Linked DNA regions of Homo sapiens: region 1 is linked to region 2. The links are chromatin loops, found by intact Hi-C in ENCODE. Cell type or tissue: natural killer cell. All regions are shown on one strand. Links, peaks and the distances in the headings refer to the core of each region. The heading gives the core; the rest is flanking DNA.

Region 1 (6,325 bases), core at 1-5,000, 170 kb after region 2:
ATTAGGAATGGGCACAAATCTGTGGTTCCTGATTTTGGTCATTTTCAATTTCTGTAGGCCTGTAAGAAATACAAAATTTGCATTAAGACATTTTGCAGTGGTGTATGCAAGTATGGGAAGAAACAGGAAGCTGATAAGGTCATCAGCATTGGTTTTGGCCCAGGGCACAAGAAAGGAATGTTGCCTTAACACTTGTCAGGGTGCAGTCCCTGAGGGCAGCACCCATCAAGGGACACATCAGACCCCACAGGTTGTGGCAGCAAGGTCAGAAGTGTGCATCCAGACAAAGGTGCAAATTAGACAGGAGGATCGCTTAGAAAGCCTCAAAGCATTTCTTGTTTTACATCTTGGTTCAGATATAAAGAATCTTTGGCCGCATCTCCTCACTGGTTCTACTATCTGGCTATTAACCCTTTACCAACTCCTTGAGTCTGGGTAAAACTCAGGGCCCCAAATTATGGATGTTCTCACCTGGACAAAGCAGCATTTTAAAAACTGGCATGTGTTTCACATTGAAAACCCCCAAGCCTGTGAGGGGCTGGTGGAGAAGACCACCATTTTAGCTTTCTCACATGAATTCTAGTGTGGTACAGAAGCCCAGGGTCATGTTTATACTAGCCCTGGGTGTGGGGTGAATACAACGGGTGATCTTTATACTGAAATTCACTCTGTCTTTACAAGGGAACCAAAATCCAGCCCTCTGAGTCTGGACACGAGGCTCAGCCATTGGTCCTGCCCTTGGCAGTAGCTGAGCTGAGCTGGGCTGGGCTGGGTTGGGCCGGGTTGGGCTGGGTTGGGCTAGGCCGTGCTGCTGCTGGAGCAAGGCGTGCTCTGCGTGCTGCCGATGCTGTGGGCAGCACTGCTGTTTTCCGAGGCTGGCGGGGAGGTGGGGACTTGCTGCCTTCCTGCTGTCTCCCCTGCAGTTAATAAAGAAAAGGCAGAGTCAGAGAAAGACGCATATTATGTATGTGCATTCCTGAAAAGATCATTTATTCCGCATTTGCCATTTTAACTGATATTTTTCTCAACCAGGGCAGAAGCAACTAGACTAGGTCCTAGATGGCTGGAATACCTTCTAAAATAAGGTTTTGCTATTTGTTGTTTTATTTTTAAAGCATCATGAATGGGAAAAAGAAGACAGCTGACTGACAGGCAGCTCTAGTGGCTAAGACCCCTGAGAGTTGATGACAAAGTCCCTGGATTTCAGGGTCCACAACCTTTGATGAAATCACCACCACTTGGTCTGTGTGAGCTGGCAACTGACCAGCACCTGTATTCAGGAAACACTGTCCATCTTCTCTCATAAAGACACTGTAGGATTTGGAGGGTGTGACCTTTCAATTGTAGTTAAGAGAACCCTGGAAGTTTGGGAGCCTTGTTCTGAATGCACTTGTTAAAAACAGGAGTGAAATATAGACTTTGTCCTAGCTACAGTAGAGAGAGCCTTGTGTGCCAAACAGATAAATTACCTGAGAAACCGGGGTGGGGGATAGCTGCTATTGGAAAAACCTTTTGGGGAAGGGGTTTAGCTGTTTGCACATGGGGACTGCAGTTGCCAGCGAATGGCCTCTCTTCCCCACTGAGGTTCCCTGTGGGGTGCAGTGTGAGTATCTCCTAACACTTTAAGCATCCCACTTTTCATTACACACCCCACTGCATTTTAGCTAAAGCCATTCATCGTGCCAAATGTGCAGTGCTTTGGAGAGGAAGGAAACCTCAAGTCACACACATGGTTTGCATTTAACAGTGCAAAAGGCCCTAGAGTTAGTCTTCTCTTCGGCAAAACCGGCCTCAGTGCAACCCTCAAAAAATGGCTCTAGGTAGGGAAAAGCGATCAGGGCTCTCCAATAAAAAACACTGCATTTACTTTGAAAAGTCAGAGCATAAACTTCATAAACTTCTTGTAAGCAGCATCCCCTCCTTCAATGTGGGAAACCCCAGAGGGCCAGGCCTGTTTATGAATGAGCCTCCTCTTTCCTGTCATGCTGAAATACACATCTATCAGCCGGAGATAAGCAACCCTTCCAGCTGCTTCATTAAAACAAAACACTCGAGGAAAGGCCCTGCCCTCCAGTGCAGGAACTTGGCCCCATTACTTCCATTCTCTTTCTGGGGCCCCTCAAAAGCCTCTGTGAAAAAAGCAGTTCTGCAAAATGTAGAACTGGCTCATGTCCCTGGGTCTGGTTACAGCTTTTCCTGTCACCCCTTTCATGAACCACACAGCTATACACACTTTTGCATCAACCTCAAAGTATTTATGTGCTTGTTGTAAGTTTGGCCCTTGTTGTACTTCCTCTAATTATCTTTTCTTCTGGGATTGGCGGGATGGATAGGGGACTGGGGTCAATATTCCTGAGAAGCGGAGAAGCACTGCCTTTTTTTTTTTTTTTTTTTTTTTGTGAGACGGAGTCTCGCTCTGTCCCCTAGGATGGACTGCAGTGGCATGATCTTGGCTCACTGCAACCTCCACCCCCCGGGTTCAAGCAATTCTCCTGTCTCAGCCTCCCGAGTACCTGGGACTACAGGCATGTGCCACCATGCCTGGCTAATTTTTTGTATTTTTAGTAGAGACACGATTTCACTGTGTTAGCCAGGATGGTATCGATCTCCTGACCTCGTGATCGGCCCACCTTGGCCTTCCATAGTGCTGGGATTACAGGCGTGAGCCACCACGCCCGGCTGAAACACTGCTTTTGACTTTTTTGGAAACCTATGTTTTGGACCCTCCCCAGCACTGCCCTCTACTCTTCATGTGTGTGTATAATTAAGGCTGGGGAAATTAGCCTCCATGGCAATAACTTTCTGCCAAAAATTCACTTTCCCCAGAGTAGGAGCTTTATTTCTAGAAGGGAATCAAATCTCTTAACTATTCTGAGGTCAAAACAAAAACAACCTCCAGAGACCCAAACAACTCTAGATATACTTTAAGAATTTGACTCCCTTACAAACCACATGTTGGTCCATACCCAGCTGGATCCTCACATAATCAATCAGAAGGACTAATGTGGCTATGCATGAACCACATTTTAAAAATATTTTTTCCTATTTTAATAAGGATACATCTGAAAAGCAGGAGGCCAACTCCATCTTTTTCTTTTTTGGCTCACCTGGGCTTTGTTTGCTCAGCCCAACAGCAGGTAAAAGAGAAGGCCTTGCTTCATCAAGCAATAGGGAGCAAGTGTGCTCCTCCAGGATCTGCCCTGTGCTTGATTATTCACATTCAGGAAAAGTGCCAGGACTATGCCCTGCCCAGGAAGCCTGAATATCTGCTTTCCGATGTCTATTTGCCAAATATAATTTGTTGCCATGTCAGTTTATTTTCATCCGTGCCCATTAAAGAGACCTTTCAACTTCCCGAGTTTTGGGAACTCTTGTTCTGGTAATGCAAAACACTTCAAAACAAAACCCCAAACAAAACAAAGAAGCCTCCGCACTCAAGACTGCAGGATGCATCTCACCAGCTGGATAAGTCAAGTTAACCTAATATTATATTGACTTTGATCCAATAATGGGCCAAGGTGAGTCTCTGTCTGAGAATCTGCTGGGAAATATTGAAAGTCCCCTCTTCAGACCATCCTTTCCAGTTCTGTGGCTATTTTCACATGTAAGATGCAAGGTTTCTCAATATAACCATGTTTTAAAAATAACTCTTACCTTTTGACAGATTAAGTTTTTTCACTGTCAAATGGAAGTGATGCTACAGAAAAATTCACCATGAGGAAGAAAGTTGAATGTACAGATGCTTCTACTTAATGGGCCAACAGAGACCCCTGGGTTTTCTGAGATGGGTCTTTGGCTGTCTGCTCTCCACTGCAGTGGTCTCTGATTTCGTGGAGCACCAACTTTCTCTAAAACATCCCTTGGGTGACAAGTATAACAAGGCTGCTCCTAAAGGAGATGGGCAGGGAGGACCTCGTGGCTAAGCAGACTAGGCCCAATTAACACATCTAAGAAATTCAAGGAGGGCGCCTTGCTTGTAAATAAATATCAGACTTGGCCAGCAGAGGAAATGTACTCAGTCTTCCTGCTTTCCTCCTAAAATATCAAACCACATTGAGGGAACAGAGATTTGAGAGGAGGGAGAGTGAGTAGGGGAGAGAGGAATTTGGTGCCTGACATACTCTGGAGGAGGAGAGTACACTGAGGATAAGGACACTAAGGATTAATTCCACCCATCTCACAGTTAGCCTATGGCTGGGCCTAGATACTGCCAGAGATGCCTCAAGAAATAGAAAAACAAAGCCAGGTGCAGTCACTTACAGTGCCAGCTTAGGAGGCTGAAGGGGGAGGATCTCCTGAGGCCAGGAGTTAGAGACTGCAGTGAGCTATGATCTCACCTGTGAAGAGCCTCTGCACTCCAACCTGGGCAACAGAGAGAGACCCTGTCTCTACCAGGGGGAAGAAGAAAAAAAGAAGCAAAAACAAACAAACAAAAAACATTTCTTAATGGAGAATGTTTTATTTCTTTAGCATGGCATGGAGTTGCCCAGATCTGACTTCCTGCTACCTCTTTGGCGTCTATATTACAACTGTATTCTTATTTCTAAGTCTTTCACCATGGCAGGTCCTGGGGAAGAAACTATTCAAGAAAGATGTGAATAGCATGGGAGGACTCTGTGGGGAAACAAGAGAAGAGTTAAAAAGAAAGGTGAGGGCAAGCTTGGTATTTAGGCCAAAGGAGACTATTGCAAATACTCTCCATGAGGATTATTACAAATAGGAGCAGACAGCTGTTCTTTATCTCCCTGGAGGGCAGAACATGAGGAAATGAGTTTAAATGGCAGGACTAGGGATTTAGATCAGATAGAAAAGAACTTGCTGATTATGAGGATTGGTTAGTTATAGAGGGAATTTATGGAATCTCCTTCTCAGGAGATATTTAAGCACAGGATTGAAAACCATATACCTGGGGACACTTTAGATTTAATATTCCTTGATGCTAGAAAGAAAATAAAGATATTTTCTTCTAGATCTACGTGTTGGATGCGATTTTCTATCAATTAATGTCTCAGTTTCTTGATCTCCTAACTGTAATTAATTCACAAGCTCACTCTTTAAGCAGAGTGAACGATACTACCTTTAATTTAGAGAAGTCTTCAATCACTTTTTATCATTTTCAAATTTCATTCCTCCCCAGCCTCCACACAAAAGACTCTTCTTTTGCAGCAAAATTCTCCAGGAGGGGTGAGTTAGATGTTGTTAGAAGTCACGGGGAAAAGACTATATCAAGAATTAAAGTTTTTCACAATGTCCTGCCTACTACTTTCTTTCTATATTCCTGCAGTGTGGCCAACCTGTTTGTATATGGACTTTGGTTTTCTGTGGTATCTTCCCTGCCTTTGTGGCCCCTGAATAGGATGCAAAATCTGATAATAACTAAGAAGAAGAAGAAAAGCAAGAGGGAAAGAGAAATCAGGTGGAGGAGGAAGGCTGTCCTCCACAGCTATCGCTACAACCCTGAGTCAGAAACTGGACTTGAAGCTCTGGTTTGTTCAATGGCTAGACTTGCTACCTTAGTAGGTATATTAGTTGTGTTTCCCTTTAGTCAACACAGAGATAATCACTACTTCACAGGGTTATTAGGGTGAGCGTACTTAAAACAAGAAATGCGTAATAAAAGCTTTTTCAACTTTAAGGCTGCTCTGATGTGTAAGCAGAAAAAAAATCTAAGCGTGTAAGGAACACTGTTTCACAGAGCATAATAAAATGCTGAAGTTTTGAATTAGGTGTGCCCGTCCCAACTCATCAGGCAGTTTTCAACAACCCTCCATGGAACACACCATGTGTTCTTAAAGCAAAAGTCAAGCGCATACCCAAAAGTCCACCCAAGTCAGGTAAGAGGTTTTCATTAGAAGTAGCTCGGGAGGTGCCAATGTGTTCAGAGGCCTGAGGTTTCTCCAGGTTCCCAAGTGTAGCCCGATGAAAAGAGAAACAGCAAGCAGACAGACTAAGGTGTGATAAGGTAGGAGGCAAGAGACCAAGTCCCAGGGATCAGACAGATGCAGCTGGAACAGACGGAAACCCCAATGTGACTGTAAAGAAGGCAGGCTCCACTCTCTTTTCACTCAAATGCCCATATCATTATTTTATAAAACCATTAAACACAGAGGTTAAGATGAATGCCTTCGGCTTTCCTGGTGTCTATTGGTGTGTCTTTTTCTCTCAAAAAACAAAGCACCTCCCGGAGCATCTGGCCATTCATACCCTTCCCCCTTCTTCTCACCCTCCCCTCAGTTTCCATAAAAGGTTAATAGAAAACTTAATTCTTCAGATTAGAAACACTTCTTCTTTCTCCAGTGAGACTTCCCTTGTCAGTTCTCCATTT
Region 2 (7,398 bases), core at 780-5,779:
TACCACTTTTTCTTTTTCTGTGCTTAAAAAAGTACATGCTAAAAATGCCTTCATCTGATCTTACAATGCAGTCAGGCAAATTGTCTTCAGGCTCAGCTTCCATTGTGTTATATTTTCCTTCCTTCTGTTTTGTTTCTTCCTTTCCACTTAAATTGCTGTCTTAAAAATTACCAGTTAATTATTCTTTGCCTAACTAAAAGCCTTCCCTCAGTTGTTATTCTCTTTGACTTCCATGCTAATAACTCTTCCTTCAAAATTCCTTTCTTATTTGGCTCTCTAACTTGGCTTCTTCCAAGCTCAGTTTTCTTTTCTCGCTATTAATTTTCATGTCTGTAGGTATCACTTCTCTGCAGGTACTCTCACTGACTTCTCACTTGTCTTCTCACTTAAGGCTTAGTCCCTTGTCTAGATAACTCTATCAAAATGATGAGGTCTGGTTTTAGATGCTTCTTTTACTGGCTTCTCTACTCATTTTTTGGTATCTCTATTGTTTTCTTACTCAGGCTCAAAATCATAGAAATCACCTTTGTCCTATTTTCCTCTTTTATGAAGCAGTGTAACATAGTGATTAAGAACATATATCTGGAGCAAAATGCCTGGGTTCAAATCCTGGCTCATTGATCTATTAGTTTAGTGACCTTGATTTATTTATTACTGTTACCATCTTATCTGCTAAGTCTTATTAATCTTTTCCCTTTTTTCTCATTCTGCTGCTTCCCCAGTCACAACTATAATTACCTCGTTTGAATTATTATAGTAACTTCAAAACTGGTGCCATTTTTGTTTTAAAAGAAAACTTTAACACGAGAACACAAGTCACTTGTGTTTATATTATGTGATGATGATTTAAGTCAGTTTTCTAGCAATATGTATGCATTGCTAAAATTGCGGTTTTTAAAATTAGGCATAAAGTTTCAGTCCCTCTGACCTTTCTTCTAAAAGTTCCTTGTGCATTTTTCCACTAGGGGGCAAGATAATGTCATGGGAGTTAAATACTGCTTTAGGAAGAATGATCATGTAGTTATTGCTATGCCATATCTGGAGCATGAGTCGTTTTTGGTAGGTTTTAATATTTCTTGAATTTTTATTAGCTAAATATTTAATTGCAAACAATATTTGTAACTCATTTCATTTGTAACTTTGTTTTAGGACATTCTGAATTCTCTTTCCTTTCAAGAAGTACGGGAATATATGCTTAATCTGTTCAAAGCTTTGAAACGCATTCATCAGTTTGGTATTGTTCACCGTGATGTTAAGCCCAGCAATTTTTTATATAATAGGCGCCTGAAAAAGTAAGTATGAAGAGTTACTAGAAAATATTTATCCTATTTCTTTTAAAAAACAATTTTATTGTCTATATTTAAGGTATTGAACATGATGTTATATATAGTACAAAAGTTACTATTGTGAAGCAAATATTTATCTCAGTTACCCATCTTATTTTTGTTTTTACGGCAAGAGCAGCTAAAATTTACTCATTTAGTATGAATCTCATATACAGTACAGTTTTATTACCTGTAATCTTCAGAGTGTGCATTAGGTCTAGATTTATTTATCCTACATATCTGCTACTTTGTATCCTCTGACTTATATCTCTTAGATATAATATAACATACTGCAATAGCCATGCACAGATTATTTCTGTTTCAGTTTCTTTGTGATTGGAAAGGGAAATTTGGTGATGAAGAAGATAAAATTGTATTAGTGGAATAATGTACATTATTAGATGTACTATGGTTCAGTGGAAATAGCATGAACTAACAGACTTAGAGTCTAATAATTTTTGACCTTAGACATGTCTCTTATCTCTGGACTTCATTTTTCTTTTCTAGTAAGTGAGGGGATTGGACCACATGATAGCCAATTTCCTGTTTTAACACAAAAGTTTTATTTTTATGTATACTTTTTAATGCTGATTATAATTATAGAGAAATTATAAGCTAAAAATAACATAAATACCTCTATATAATGGATCATATTAAACATAATAATATTATAACTTCTTTTTTGAGCTTTTATATGCCTGACTTTTTAATTTTCTTTAATTGGATCAGATTTTAAAACCATGATTTTAATTTTTTTAAGCTTTCTTAACTAGAAATTATCTGCTATGATGCCATCTCTGCCACCATCAGAGAACAACGGACTGTGTTTATGTTATGTATTCCTCTTCTGCCTTATTAACACAGACCACTGGAAAAAGAAAATTTGATTGTGGGACAACTCTTAATTTTCAATCCTGGTTAGCTGTTAAATTCTTACTTTGTCTGGAAAACTTATTTTTTTTTCTTTTTTCCAGAATGTTATAAATTCCTAATTGATCCCAAAAAGAATTACAGTTTTTATGAGGATGGTTTGAGAGTATTACAATGTTACTAAGCTTTAATTGCTACAGATAAGTAAAAATGCTTAATTTTGTCTCTTAGGTATGCCTTGGTAGACTTTGGTTTGGCCCAAGGAACCCATGATACGAAAATAGAGCTTCTTAAATTTGTCCAGTCTGAAGCTCAGCAGGAAAGGTGTTCACAAAACAAATCCCACATAATCACAGGAAACAAGATTCCACTGAGTGGCCCAGTACCTAAGGAGCTGGATCAGCAGTCCACCACAAAAGCTTCTGTTAAAAGACCCTACACAAATGCACAAATTCAGATTAAACAAGGAAAAGACGGAAAGGTTCTATCTCTTTTATTTCTTAAGTACCGACACTGTTTTAGAAATATACTCCTTCAACCAACAGAGGGAGATAGAATACTAGGATAGTACTTATAATTTAAAAAACTTTTTTTTGCATTTGTTATATGTATTCATTTGATTAAATTTTCACTAAGATTTGTACTGAATCATTTTGGTTACTATTTTAAAACTAAAATTTACTTTGTCAGTTTATAACATCTGTCATTAACTATTATGAAATCATATTTTATGACAAAAATGGAAAATATTAAATTTTCCCTGCATGTTAAAAAGTTCAGATTAATTATCCTTTTTAAAAGAAAGCATTAGTTATAGGGGAGGAATTCTGAAGTGTCTATCTCCATTTTAGCTGCACAGCAAAATGTAACATCCATGCAGGTGGTTTTTGAATTTTTTTTTAGTTATATATATTTGTGGACTATGATAACATTGTATGGGTGTTGAGTTCTGTCTAGACTATTTTCTCCTTTCACAGAAGTGGTTTGGTGCCTGAGAATGACTTGGATGCAGCTGTTTTTGTTTCATCTCACTTAACTCTTTCAAAACTATGGCAGAGTACAGCTGGCAGAAAGTGTTACAGATATAATCCTTATTTTCCTTGTTTTTGTTGGTATTGTAGGAGGGATCTGTAGGCCTTTCTGTCCAGCGCTCTGTTTTTGGAGAAAGAAATTTCAATATACACAGCTCCATTTCACATGAGAGCCCTGCAGTGAAAGTAAGTAATGTAGCTTAATAGCATAATGGTCAGTCAGTCATACACTGAAGAGAATTTAGGTAATAACTAGATTAACATTTATTATCAGAAATTTTTTTAAACTAGAGTTTGGCTTTGGCAGAAGGTATTACTGCTTTAAGCATTTAGTCAAAACTTGTTTTCTCCAGTTTTTTTCTGAACTTTTCTGGTGGAATTTTTTCTCATTTTTGGTTAGCTATTACTGTCTTTCTCTAGAGGAACATTTAGAACATTAAGGGCTTTCTGTCATTGCTAGAGTGTGAGCTCCATACAGTTAGCTAACTATTCTGACACATAGTTGATAGTGTAAAGATGTTTGTAAAGTTAACAAAATCATCATCAATGTAGATGATTTCAGATTGACTTATGATATCTTGTGACAGCTAGACAGCATGAGCAACAAATTAAAACTGTGATTTTAGCCAACGTACTTGTGCAGTTTACAGTTCTGAAATGGAGTTAGACACTAGAACATAACTGTTTTATACTTCTGTAATATATCAGGAAAAGTTCTAATAAAGTATAACTCAAATATTGGCCAAGCTAGGACTAATTAGTAAATTTTAATATAAGGTGACTTTACAGAAAAACCCAAGAAGACCTTAAACATTTTAATAGACAACAGTTTATTTACAGTCCAATAGCCATTCAGCAGTTTTTAAAGTTATGCTTCCGCTATTGCTTTTTGCCATACTAGCATTTTAGGACATCATGTTTAATATCATGAAAATAGAAAAATGAGACTTTTCTTTTACAGCTCATGAAGCAGTCAAAGACTGTGGATGTACTGTCTAGAAAGTTAGCAACAAAAAAGAAGGCTATTTCTACAAAAGTTATGAATAGTGCTGTGATGAGGAAAACTGCCAGTTCTTGCCCAGCTAGCCTGACCTGTGACTGCTATGCAACAGATAAAGTTTGTAGTATTTGCCTTTCAAGGTAATGTGTTTTGATGGTGTTATAAAATCACCAGCATGCTGCCATTAGAAATTGCATTGACTTGGGTGGATAATTTTGTGAGTGCAAGGGATCAGTTCAGATCAGTGAACTGCAATGGGCCTTGATGCAGAGCAGTAGTATGTTGAAGAGCAAATGATAACAGTTTTCATATATTATTTATTTAATATGGATATACTCTGGAAAACACATTTGCTCTTATATGCAAATAAGTGGGACGGGGTGGCTTTTAGAAGCTTAGAATCACACATTTTGATTGCTGATGTAGTCTTTTCTGTTTTCTCTTTTTATTCCCGCTTATGTGGAGTAACCAGAACCAAATAGTAGAGCTCCTCTTTTACTCCCACCTCCAACTCTTTGACTCATAAATTTCTTCCTTTCCTTCAAGGCTTGGCTTTCATAAAGCCTTTCTTGATTAACTCAAATATATAAGTGTATCTGTGATCAATTACTCCAAACAAATGAATTTTTATACCTGTGAATTGCTATTGGGTTCTATTTTTTCTATTATGGCTCTTATTATCCACTACTGCTTTTTATTCTTGGAGGTTATTTTAAACCTTTCTGGAGTAAGTCCGGGGAACTAGTAGAGGGGGTAAAAAACAGAAGAAGAAAAATCTAGGATTTTTATCACACTAGATTATCATTTACTTTATAGTAACACTTATTATATAGGTATCAAGGCAAAATTTACTGTGAACTAAATTGATGAATGTTATTTTTTAGACTTACATAGTTCAACTTTAACATAACTAGAGAAATCTTATTTCATCATAAGGCGTCAGCAGGTTGCCCCTAGGGCAGGTACACCAGGATTCAGAGCACCAGAGGTCTTGACAAAGTGCCCCAATCAAACTACAGGTATGTTGTACTGGAAATACAGAACCTAGTTAAAATGGATTGTTCCAGACGTATTTTATTTTATGATCTTTGTCTATTTATAACTAATATTTGAGTTCTTCTGCTTTTAATTATGTAAGCAGTTCTTGCAGTGTGGCATTCCTATTTTTGAGCTAATGCTATTCTTTATGAAAGTTTTTAATCCTAATGTTGCCTCTCTTTTTTTGTTTAAACAGTTTATTCCATAGATTACATTTTGCGTATTTATTTACAAGATGATCTTACCATCTTGTAAATAAATACGCAAAATGTAATCTGTGGAATTTTGCTGACATCACCTTTGTGGGGGAAAAAATTATGTTTAATAGTTTTTGCCAGCCAAAGACTTAAAGCATTTTATTTGCTTGCTTAATACCTCAAAAGTTTCCTGTGATGTAGATATATTTGTGTTTGATTAAAATTACTTTTGTTATTATATAAACAATATAATAGCAGTTAGAAGGTTTTGAAAAAGAAAAATGTCTTCCGTAATCTAAAAACTTACCATGGAGCTGGAATCCAGGAAACATCTTGAATGAATAGATGAATCCTGCTATTCACTTGGATTATGGGCTTTGAAGAAATGTATTCATTCATTGAATGTCTGTTCTTGCTTGCTAATGATAACAAATAAATAAATGAGACCATCTGTTCACACTCTAGTCAGGACACCATCAAATAATTATAAAATAACCTGTTGAGTATGGTAATAAAACTTATTCAGGGTATTTAAGGAGTATCTAACTATCCTAACCCAAAGAGATTATGAAAGGCAATTCATGAAAGAAATGACCTCTTAGAATGTAAATTGGGCTGAGAAGTTAGCATAGAGGCATGAGCCAAGGAACTCAAGAAACAGCATACAGGAAACTAAAAAAGTTTCATTTTGGCCAGACGCGGTGGCTCATGCCTGTAATCCCAGCACTTTCGGAGGCTGAGATGGGCGGATCACCTGAGATCAGGAGTTTGAAACCAGCCTGACCAACATGGTGAAACCCCATCTCTACTAAAAATACAAAAATCAGCTGGGTGTGGTGGTGCGCACCTGTAATCCCAGCTACTCAGGAGGCTGAGGCAAGAGAATCACTTGAACGCAGGAGGCGGAAGTTGCAGTGAGCCAAGATCGCACCATTGCCCTCCAACCTGGGCGACAGCAAGACTTCATCTCAAAAAAAAAAGTCCAATTTTGCTAGAATATTAAGATGCAAGTTGAGGAATGGTGAGAGATAAACCTGGAATGAGGTAGACAAGGTCAGACCACAGTTGTTACAGTTTGGACTATATACTGTAGATATTGGAAAGTTAAGTGAAAAAAGTGACAATGGTATATCCTAGATGGATCATTCTGGCAGGCGTGCAAACAGATTAGCTTTTGGAGAGTGGTGGCATGAATTTGTCCGGGTGAGAGGATGAAAATGTGAATGAGGGTATTGGTAATAGGAATGAAAAGAAAAGTGAAGGGTTAGAAAGGCAGAGCTTGGTGGATAATTGGATGTAGAATTAGGGTGTGGTATGGTGAGGGAAAAAGGCATTCAGGATGTTTACCAGATTCCTAGCTTGGGAGACTTGGATGTGTACCAGTAACCAAGGTGGAGAGTAAAGGAGAAGTAACTGGTTTATAGGGGAAGGTAAGGTTAGTTTGGGGTATAATTGGTTTGAGGTATTTGTGGGACATCCAAATAGAGATTTCCAGCAGAATCAAAGTTAAGTCTGATGCTCAGCGAAGGAGCTGGGCTAGAAATACAGATGAATGTCATCATTATATAAATGACAGTTGAAGCCATGAAGTGGATGGACCAATCAGGGAGAGTATACAGAGGGAGAAGTTAAAACTCTGAGGAATATCCGTCAGCACTTAAGGCTTGGAGAAAACATTGAAGGAGCAGGCAGAGGTACCAAAGGAGCTAAGAAAGGCAAGTAGGGCCGGGCACAGTGGCTCATGCCTATAATACCAGCACTTTGGGAGGCCAAGGCAGGCAGATCACTAGGTCAGGAGTTCGAGATCAGCCTGGCCAATATGGCGAAATCCCGTCTCTACTAAAAAGTACAAAAAATTAGCAGGGCATGGTGGCACACACCTGTAGTTCCAGCTACTGGGGAGGCTGAGGCAGGAGAATTGAACCCGGGAGGCAGAG

Evidence for each region. A loop is a pair of places that touch in the nucleus more often than their neighbours do. Peaks named below come from ENCODE experiments on the same cell type or tissue, not always from the same donor. Only the 100,000 strongest peaks of a DNase experiment are listed, where the experiment ranks them.
Region 1: it touches region 2 in a loop (2.8-fold over the local background); 10 of 110 quality-filtered maps call a loop at or near these places.

What each region holds. Positions count from the first base shown.
Region 1 is chr1:91,682,941-91,689,265 of GRCh38, forward strand. TGFBR3 (transforming growth factor beta receptor 3) reads right to left here. Exons shown (of 17, transcript NM_003243.5): 17 at 1-917. The coding sequence ends at 799. Among named protein-coding and RNA genes, the nearest start is that of CDC7, 190 kb to the left of the region's middle. RefSeq lists enhancers at 816-1,319, 1,799-1,878. In natural killer cell, for the core only: no CTCF peak of the experiment used is centred there; a DNase peak (open chromatin) is centred at 1,971; H3K27ac peaks cover 3,704 bases.
Region 2 is chr1:91,510,632-91,518,029 of GRCh38, forward strand. It overlaps CDC7 (cell division cycle 7), which reads left to right. Exons shown (of 12, transcript NM_003503.4): 5 at 966-1,059; 6 at 1,150-1,292; 7 at 2,427-2,676; 8 at 3,317-3,412; 9 at 4,188-4,366; 10 at 5,163-5,245. Among named protein-coding and RNA genes, the nearest start is that of CDC7, 13 kb to the left of the region's middle. In natural killer cell, for the core only: CTCF peaks have their summits at 978 (motif pointing right), 2,736 (motif pointing right) and 2,944; DNase peaks (open chromatin) are centred at 970 and 2,720.